Linked DNA regions of Homo sapiens: region 2 is linked to region 1. Evidence: read pairs that join two places in POLR2A ChIA-PET (ENCODE). Cell type or tissue: PC-9. All regions are shown on one strand.

Evidence for each region. Peaks named below come from ENCODE experiments on the same cell type or tissue, not always from the same donor. Only the 100,000 strongest peaks of a DNase experiment are listed, where the experiment ranks them.
Region 2: POLR2A ChIA-PET joins it to region 1 with 9 read pairs; 1 of 35 experiments calls an interaction of 5 or more read pairs at or near these places.

Annotation. Positions count from the first base shown.
Region 1 is chr14:102,687,085-102,692,084 of GRCh38, forward strand. All of the region lies in intron 3 of RCOR1 (REST corepressor 1), which reads left to right. Among named protein-coding and RNA genes, the nearest start is that of TRAF3, 88 kb to the right of the region's middle. In PC-9, no CTCF peak of the experiment used is centred here; DNase peaks (open chromatin) are centred at 4,017 and 4,897; H3K27ac peaks cover 500 bases.
Region 2 is chr14:103,284,541-103,289,540 of GRCh38, forward strand. No RefSeq gene overlaps it. Among named protein-coding and RNA genes, the nearest start is that of EIF5, 47 kb to the right of the region's middle. RefSeq lists an enhancer at 2,594-3,397. In PC-9, no CTCF peak of the experiment used is centred here; DNase peaks (open chromatin) are centred at 261 and 411; H3K4me3 peaks cover 380 bases; H3K27ac peaks cover 2,146 bases.

The DNA of each region.
Region 1 (5,000 bases):
TCGTGTTTATCTACTGAGTTTTCATTTACGTTTTATATTGAACAGCTTTTTGTCTGGGAATGTACCAGGAGTGAAAGGTTCAGGAATCTCATACTGTAATGGAGAGACAGAAAAAATGAACATGTGAGCAAATAATTTATGTGTAGTTTTCCTAGGCAACTCTTCCTTTTTAGAGGTAGAAACACTGGGGTCTACAGAAGTAAAGTCAAGTGTTTAAGGTCCCATAGCCAGTTATTACAGTAGCCAAGTTTTAGCTAGATCTCTTGTCTCCAGACAATATTTACCACACCTGTCTGCCTTTGTAGGCTGCTTCATTTAATAAACTGTAATTCAACGCTTAAAACATTAATACTATACTAGTTTTTTTGGGCTGTGTCTAAGTAAAACCCATTTAATGAGAGATATAACTTATGGGATATGCCTAGAAAATGTGGCCTGTAGAGAGACATTTCATGTTGAGGAAGCGTAAATAATTCCCAATAACATAGATTAGAACAATGAGTTTAAATATTAAGTGATCATGGAAAATTACTTGATGAAACCATGGCTTGAGATTTCAGCAACAAAGGAGTGAATGAAGTACAATCTGCCATCATGTGTAATCTGGAGGGTGGCAGACTGAGAAACTGAAAAATGTTCACTTATTGGAGAAGAGTACAGTTGACTCATATGATTTTTACATCAAGCATCTCCCATGTACCACTGAGTCAGTATTCTGATGTTCCCGTTGGGACTCAGCAGAAGGTGCTAGCTTTCCTAGGTAGAAACAAAGAGTTGAAGATGGTTGACATTTGATTGAAATGTGGAAGAATGAGTAGGAGTTTGCTGGCTGGACCAGGGGCATAAGTGCACACTAGACAGAAGAAATGATAGCATTTCCTTTTTTTTTTTTTTTTTTTGAGATAGAGGTCTCGCTCTGTTGCCCATGCTGGAGTACAGTGGCGTGATCTTGGCTCACTGCAACCTCTGCCTCCTGGGTTCAAGCAGTTCTCCTGCTTCAGCCCTGCGAGTAGCTGGGATTACATGCGTGTGCCACCACACCCGGCTAATTGTGTGTTTTTAGTAGAGACAGGGTTTTACCATGTTGGCCAGGCTGGTCTTGAACTCCTGACCTCAGGTGATCCTCCTGCCTTGGTCTCCCAAAGTGTTGGAATTATAGGCGTGAGCCACTGCGCCCGGCCAGCATTTTCATTTTTAAAGGTGTGAAGATGTGGAGAGGAAATCCAGCACTTAATTTTGGAGATTTGCCTGACTGTGACAAGTGTTGTCCTGGGGCAGAGAGAAATGAAACTAGAAAGGCAGGCCAGCTTCTTAAAGGTTTGGAGGATCTCTTGACGGAGTTTTAGCTAGAACTGATATGATTTACACTGAAAAGCTCTTGACAGTCCTGTGGTTTAGAGAAGAGTAGAGAAGAGGTTTATTGGTGGTAGTAAGGTGTTGATGCAATTCCAAGTCAGAGAAGTTGATTGCCTAACCGGGTCAGTGCTGTTAAAAGGCGGCATGATGGAAATTCAGGAAGTCAAGTCAGGAGTATCTTAACTTGCCCCAAAGAGATGGAGACCATAGAATTGTGGGCTTAGTGACTGGTTCAGGCAGCCTTTAACATGCCTGTAAAGACTATTAAATGCCGTTAAGTATAGGTGCACTGTTCCATCATTTACTCCACACGTTTCTGTTGAACCCCTATGAGGCACTCCGTTGCTGTGATACGGTATCATCTCTCCTCAGTCCCCACTGTGATATTGTGCAGCCACCCTTTGCATGGATTCCACACCCTACCTCTGCACATCCTGTTTATACCATTCCAGGCTGCCCGCCTTTGGGGACTCCATCCTCATTCCAGTTGATCTGCACCCTAAATGCCCACCTTGCTCAGCCCTACCCACCAGCTTTAGGATACCACCTCTTGCCTTCATGCAGACACCACTGCACTGCGCAGTGTACTTTTGACAGTCCCCTCTTGTCACTGTGCTTACGTGTAGACCTACCTCAAGTTTGGACTTCGTTTGTTTAGAGAAGCAGCTGAACGTTAACAAAGTGGGCGTATTAGAGTTTAAAATATATGTAGAGTTTAGGCCAGATTGTAGGCCCAGTCTGGTTCCTTTTACTGACTTAGGAAAAACAAAGTTTACCCAGGCACGTGTGGTTAAATATAATGCAAAACTGTGGTCCAAGGGTCTTAATGAAATGGATAGATTAATCTGAGGATTTTTTTTTTGTTGCTTGATTATTATTATTTTTTTTAAGGTAGGGCTTGAAAAGAAGGGGAGTGGAACTAGAGGGGAAGCTCGGGTATAGCCTTGTCTGTTGTTTATAGTCTGCTTTTTAAAAATATATAATCAACTAAATTGCTCATGCTGAATGATGTTGATAGTTCCCAGAAGGAGCAAATTTCTCAGATGGGCTGCTGTTGCCTTGGGTGTAGAATTTAGCAAGGTGACTTTTGGCTATTGGATATCCATAGAAACAGATGGTCTTGCTCATTTATGCATTATGCATTTTATAAGTTATATATAGTAAGTGTTTGTGCAGTTATTTAAGTGTTTGCATTTTGGGTTTTTTATTTTATAAAAATGAGGAAAAACTGGTCCAGTGGTAAGAATCATGGATCTCTGTGTTAAAATAGACAAAAATGGAAATCGTTAGCTGTGCCAAAAACAAGCTGGCTGATTTTTTTGAGACAGAGTCTCGCACTGATGCCTGGGCTAGAGTGCAGTGGCGCAATCTCAGCTCACTGCAACCTCTGCCTCCCAGGTTCAAGCTATTCTCCTGCCTCAGCCTCCCTAGTAGCTGGAATTACAGGCACCCGCCACCATGCCCAGCTAATTTTTTGTATTTTTAGTAGACACGGGGTTTCACCATGTTGGCCAGGCTGGTCTCAAACTCCTGACCTTGGGATTTGCCTGCCTCAGCCTCCCAAAGTGCTGGGATTACAGGCGTGAGTCACCGCGCCCGGCCTGATTTTTTTTTTAAGCTAGCTATTAACTATATAAGGAAAAAAATTGCATGTAACATGGTGGAGGTAGATAATTTAAAGTTGTGTCAAAAGACAAGTTTAAGTTAGGGATTTAAAAGTAAGTTTTAGCTTTCTTGGAATAAGAGCCGTACCTATGACATACGCACAATTCATTTCTACTTTAGGATGTTTGACTTACTATATTGTACATGAAAGTTTAGAGTAATATGAATAATGTGTAATATATCATATATAATTCTAAACTTTCATGTAGATACATAGTAAATGTCAGGTGTCTCTATTCAGAGCATCCCAGTAGCTTTTCAATTCATTGTAAGTTAAAGTCAAAAGAACCTGACACACCCTGGGCAGCATGGCAAAACTCCATCTCTACAAAAAAATTAACCAGTCATGATGGTGCACACCTGTAGTCCCAGACTGTTGGGAGGCTGAGATGGGAGGATCACTTGAGCCCAGGAGGTCCAGGCTGCAGTGAGCTGTGATTGCGCCACTGCACTCCAGCCTGGGCAACAGCAGGACCCTGTCTTAAAAAAAGGAAAAAAGAAAATAATAATAACACAAAAAAAGAACTTGATGTCCACATGGCTCACCCCCCAGTTCATTCTGGTTATTGCTTAAGTGTCACTATATCAGAGAAGCCTTCTTTGACCACACAAACCACTCACTGTCTTAACTCACTTTCTTTCATTCTGCTTATCATCACCGGACATCGTATTATCTACTTTATGTCTCTCGTCTCTCTCCACTGTAGTGTAAAACTGAGTGGAGGAACTTGGTATGTGTGTTCAGTTCTCTGTCAGTCCCCTCTTGGCATGTGGTGGGTGTATAATAAATAAGTTATTGAATGAATGAGAAGGTGGTGGGAGTGCAGGATTCCCCTGGATAGAGATTTGCAAATACAGGCTTTTCTGCCATTTGCTCTGTAACTTGGGTTGTCTGGAATCTTATAACATTTCCTTCTTTGTCCCTTACCTTGTGGCTATCATTTGTTTACTCAGTAACTTGCACAACTGCTTGTGTACCAAGCGCTAGCAGGCACTGGCGAAATACACGAACAGTCCGACAAGTCCCTGCCCAAGTGTAGCTTACAGTCTACGGGAAGCTGCACTGGTAAATAAGTTCATTGAGCGCCGTGAAGGAGAAGTGTGCTTAAACAAATACCACATATTCTCACTTACAAGTGGGAGCTAAACATTGGGTGCACATGGCCATAAAGATGGGACCAATAAATAAGACACTGGGGACTACCTAGGATGGGGAGAGGTGGGGACAAGGGCTTAAAAAGAACCTGTGCTGAGTGAGTCATGGGTTCATTTGTACCCCAGACCTCAGCATCACGCAGTGTGTCTTTGTAACAAACCTGCACACGTGCCCCCGATTCTAAAATAAAAAGTTGAGGGAAAAAAACAAAACAAAACAACTTATTCTTTGACTTGGGTGTGAGCAGCAGTAGCGATAGGGTAAGCCTATATTGGCCTAGTTTTCAGCTTTTTAAAAATATATGGCTAGAAGAGGTTGAAACTTGTGATTAAAATGAGTCTTTTGAGTGTGTGAAAAGTATTTTCATCACTTTAATTTTTTTAAGTGCTCTAGAACTAGCTAAAATGGGCAAAACGTACTAGAATAAACATAGCTGAATGAGTTGAATTTACAAACTAGTGGAAGCCTTCTATTAAACAGTAATTTACCTTGTAATCATATTAATGTCTAATCTGTATCTTTATACAGAAAAACGTTTCATTGTGTTCAGTTTTAGTTTATCCTTTCTGTTGACAGTGGACATCCATTATCAGTTCTTGACTATTACAAATATTACTGCTGGGGAAGCATTCTTGGACCTATTTCTTGATGCCCATCTAGAATATATATGCTAAGTTCTGAGAGATCAGTGCCAAATTATTTTCAAAGTGGTCAAACTGGTTTACACTGCTACCAGCAAAATGCAGAATTTATTTGCTCCACATCCTCTCCAATAATTGCTGTTGTTGGACTTATACGTGTTAGACCAGTCTAGTGTGAGTAT
Region 2 (5,000 bases), 600 kb after region 1:
AGACCCTGAAGGAAATCAAAGTATTTACCCCAAAATATGTTTTTGACATGGTCCTGCACAGCTGCCTCTTGTGGGGGAAATTTGCCTTTTTAGAGAAACTCTTTCCCTTACTGGGTCTTTTCCAGAGAGCCTGATAATCTTTGAAAGGTCTCAACAGGAAGTATTTGCCATCTATTGCCTCTAAGGGCAGCCACCTATGAGACTCATCTACATAATAAAAACCTTGGTCTTCACAACCCCATACCTTATCTGAACCCAGACATTCCTTTCTACTGATTCCAGGTCTTTAGGCAATAACTTAACTCTTTCAACCAATTGCCAATCAGAGCCTTTGAAGCCACCTGTGATCCATAAGTCCCCTGCTTCAAATTGTCCTGGCTCTCCGACCCAACCACTGTATACCTCATATGTATTGACCGATGTCTTCTATCTCCCTGAAACTGAAACGTGTAAGGCCAAGCTGTAGACCAACCCCTTGGGGCACGTGTTCTCAGGAGTTCCTGAGGCTGACTCACAGGTCATGGCTCTCACATTTGGCTCTGAACAAATCTCTTCAAATATTTCACAGAATTTGGCTTTTTCTGTCAACAGTGGTGTGAGCAATTAAGTTCAAAGGGTAGCAACAACTCTATCCCCTTCAGTTTCTCTGAAACCTCTTTTGCTTCTGTAATAGGAAATGTTTATTTGAAAACGCAAGGAATGACGCACTTGATGTTGTGTATGTTGGAGCAAGCTGATGGCATAAAATGAGGAGTGGAGGACTATGTCCCAGGGTCTACTAGAATCTGTGCCCTCTAACCTGGAGGAAGATTTTCAGGACCCATACTTGGGGTCGTTCTGTCTTTACAGAACGTGTCCCAGGCGTGTATGGAAACACACTGGAAACAGAGATCACCTGTGTTTAGGCTCTGACTATATAGCTAGTCATGAAATTTCTCAGTGATAGGGTATAGATATATATGTTCAAATTCTCTAGGAGGCTGGGCACGGTGGCTCAAACCTGTAATCCCAGCACTTTGGGAGGCCAAGGCAGGTGGATCACCTGAAGTGAGAAGTTGGAGACCAGCCTGGCCAAGATGGTGAAACCCCGTCTCTACTAAAAATACAAAATTAGCCAGTTGTGGTGGCACACGCCTGTAGTCCCAGCTACTCAGGAGGCTAAGGCAGGAGAACCACTTGAACCCGGGAGGTGGAGGTTGCAGTGAGCCAAGATCGCACCACTGCACTCCAGCCTGGACAAAAAGAGTGAAACTCTGTCCTAAAAAAAATAAAATAAAATTATCTAGGAGACGCCAAGCTGTTCTCCAAAGTATTGTTCTAATTTACACTTTTATCAGCAGCAGAAGAAAGCTCATCGCTCTTCATCCCTGCCAGTTTACTCTTTTCTGACTTAAAATTCTTGCCACCCTGATGGGTTGGAAATGACATTTCATTTTGGTTAATTTGCATTTCCCTTATCACTAATGCAGTTGAGCATCTTTTTCATTCATTTATTTGCCATTTGTGCTATTTCTGTGCATCTCTGTTTATTTCTTTTGCCCATTTTTCTGTTTGGTTTTTTATCATTTTTATTGTGTCATAGGATTCTTAGGAAAGACAACATGTATAAAAATGTGTATGTCTTTTGTCAGTTATATGTATTACAAATATTTTTGCATAAGTGTACATTCCTTTTTGTAATGTAGTCAAATGTATCAACGCTTTCTGTTACAGTTTGCATTTTTGCCCTATTAAAGATATCCTTTCTCTAGAACCAGAAATACCATTCCACCCAGCAATCCCATTACTGGGTATATATGCAAAGGGTTATAAATCATTCTACTATAAAGACACACGCACAGGTATGTTTATTGCAGCACTATGTACAATAGCGAAGACTTGGAACCAACCCAAATGCCCATCAGAAGAATTTGGAGGCTACGGTTTCTAAAGGATGGTTTGACAGGTGGGGCTTAGGAAATGGAGAATGCTGATTGGTTGGTTCAGGGGTGAAATTGCAGGGTCCAGAGCTGTCTTCTTGCTCTGAGTCAATTCCTGGGTAGAGTCACAGGACTGGGTGAGTCCATTTCTTTGTATGGGTTATGGGTTTGGGCGGCACCAGCTGGTGCCTCAGAATGCAAGTTCTGAAAAATACCTCAAACACCAGTCTTTGGTTTTATCCTAATGATGTCATCTATAGAAGCAACTGAGGAAGTTACAAACTTGTGATCTCTGGCTACTTGACTCCAGAACCATAATTCTAACCTTGTGGCTAATTTGTTAACTTTACAAAGGTGGTTTTTGTCCCCAGGCAAGGAGGGGGTTCATTTCAGGAAGGAACCGTTATCATCTTTGTTCTAAAGTTAAACTATAAACTAAATTTCTCCCATAGTTAGCTTGGTCTACGCCCAGGAATGAGCAAAGATGGTTAGCTTGTGAGGGTAGAAGCAAAATGGAGCCAACTGTCAGGTTTCTCTCACCGTCATAATTTTTGCAAAGGTGGTTTTACCACTAGTCTCTAGTTTACATGGAGCTGATGGTGACAAGCCATAGCCTGGCAGGGGTGGGGGGCAGCTGCAAACTGTGTTCCTCCTTAACACTCGGCGTTGTGGCGGCTGTCCAGCTCCAATTCTGGATCCATTATGTGGCCTCCACCGAGATGACTGGCCTCTCTCAGCCTCAGTTTCTCCCTCCTCAGGAAAACGAGGGTGATAATGATAGCGCTTTCCTGGGGAGCATGAGGCAGGCAGCACAGGCAAAGCTCCATGCAGAATCAGCACTCAATTCAGCGACGGTGGTGGCAGGAGGGGTGCCATCCTCACTCTGTGCTGTGTGGCCCTGGGCTCCTTAGGCCCCTCTGGACTTTGTTTCCTCCTGATGTATCAAACACAGACTCAGCATCCCGACACCAGCTCCCAAGAGCGTCCAGGGAGTAGGCAGGGGTGAGGCAGCCCTGGGGCCCAGGGCATGTGAGGTTGTGCTGGGGGGAGGGCCTGGATGCCCTCCCTCTCTGTACTCACGGGGACGCTGTGGCGAGGTGAATAAGGGCCCCCAAAGGTATCAGTTCCTAATCCCTGGAACCTGTGTACGTTACCTTATATGGCAAAGTCTTTGCAGATGGGATTACATTAAGGATTTTAAAGTGGGAGGGGACCCTGGATCATCCAGGTGGGCCCTAAATCACTTGTATCCTTATGATGCAGGTAGAGGGTGGCTTGCACACAGAGCAGAGAAGGCGATGTGAAGATGAGGCAGAGATCGGGACTACACAGCCAAGAGCACCAGCAGCCGCCGAATCCGGAGGAGGTGGGGAAGAGGCAGGCTCTACCCTAGACCCCCAGGAGGGAGCGAAGCTCTGCCGACCCCTTGATTTCAGCCCATTGATACTGATTGCAGGTTCTGGCCTCTGAAACCGTGAGAGAAGACTTTTTTGTTGCTTTAAGCCACCAAGTTTGTGGTGACTTGTTATAGCAGACACAGGACCTAATACAGACACATGCTGTTCCCAGGAAACACCGTGGCCACCCCCAGGGCCAACACACACACACACACACACACACACACACATCCCCCAGGGCCTGGCCAGAAGAAAGAAGCCCCGCCCTATGGCCCCCCATCACACACAGACAGATCCCCTCTGTCCTCTGTAGGCTTGGCGTGCCCCAGGGAATACCCAAGCCTGACCTGCAGAGGGAAACTGAGGAGCTGGGCCAGGCCTCGGGGCATCTCCTGGGGCTGCTGCAGTCCTGAGTGCACCTCCCTGGCTCAGCCCCGCCCGGGGCCGCAGGGGCAGCTCCACCGGCCTCAACCCTAGCAGCCTCCTCCTGGGTCCCACTGACCCCAGGCTCTAAACAGCCTGTGGCTGTGGCTGCCTGGAGAACCTGGCGATGGGGGGTGCAGACTCCTCCCTTACCCTGGCTTCGTCCCTCCGTCAGTCTTGCTGACTCACAGACGCTTCTGTTCATTCTAGAGCAATTAATTGCATATCTCTTTTAGATACTGCAATTATCGTTGCCTTTTCTCATATCTCTTTCCGATTTGTTCCTGGTGTCCCTGGACAATAGCATCTTAGTTTCGATGTAATTTACAATGATTGTGGCCTTATGGATTATGCATTTGATACGACACTTGATCTTAGCCAGAAGCCCGAGAAGCAATGGGTTAGGCATTTGAATCCTGGTATAACAAGACCTTCTCTGCCTGTATCTTACAAAAATTCTTTTACATTTTCTTCTAGCTTCCTATTTTTACCTTTGACATTTGGAACTTTACTTTCTCTAGAGTCCTGCTTTGTATGTGAGGTTAAGTAAAGATCCATTATTTTCCCACTAAGTTAGAGATCCAGTCTTCTACACCAGGTGTTCCCAACACCCAGGCTGTGGACCAGTACCAGTCCATGGCCTGTTAGGACCCAGGCTGCACAGCAAGAGGTGGGTGGCAGGCGAGTGAGCATTCCCGCCTGAGCTCTGCCTCCTGTCAAATCAGATTCTCATAGGAGCACAAACCCCATTGTGAACTTCACATGTGAGGGATATAGGTTGAGTGCTTCTTTTGAGAATCTAATGCCTGATGATCTGAGGTGGGACAGTTTCATCCTGAAGCCATCCCCCACACCCTAGCAGTCATGGAAAAAATTGTCCTCCATGAAATCAGTCCCTGGTGCCAAAAAGGTTGGGGACTACTGTTCTACACCATTGCTTAAGAGGCTCACTGCTGGCCAGGTGCAGTGGCTCACGCCTGTAATCCCAGCACTTTGGGAGGCTAAGGCAGGTGGATCATGAGGCCAGGAGTTCAAGACCAGCCTGGCCAAGATGGTGAAACACCGTCTCTACTAAAAATACAAAAATTAGCCGGGCATGGTGGCAGGCACCTGTAATCCCAGCTACTCAGGAGGCTGAGGCAGGAGAATCACTTGAACCCGGGAGGTGGAGGTTGCAGTGAGCCAAGATCACACCACTGCACTCTAGCCTGGGTGACAGAGCAAGACTCCATCAAAAAAAAAAAAAAAAAGACTCATTCGT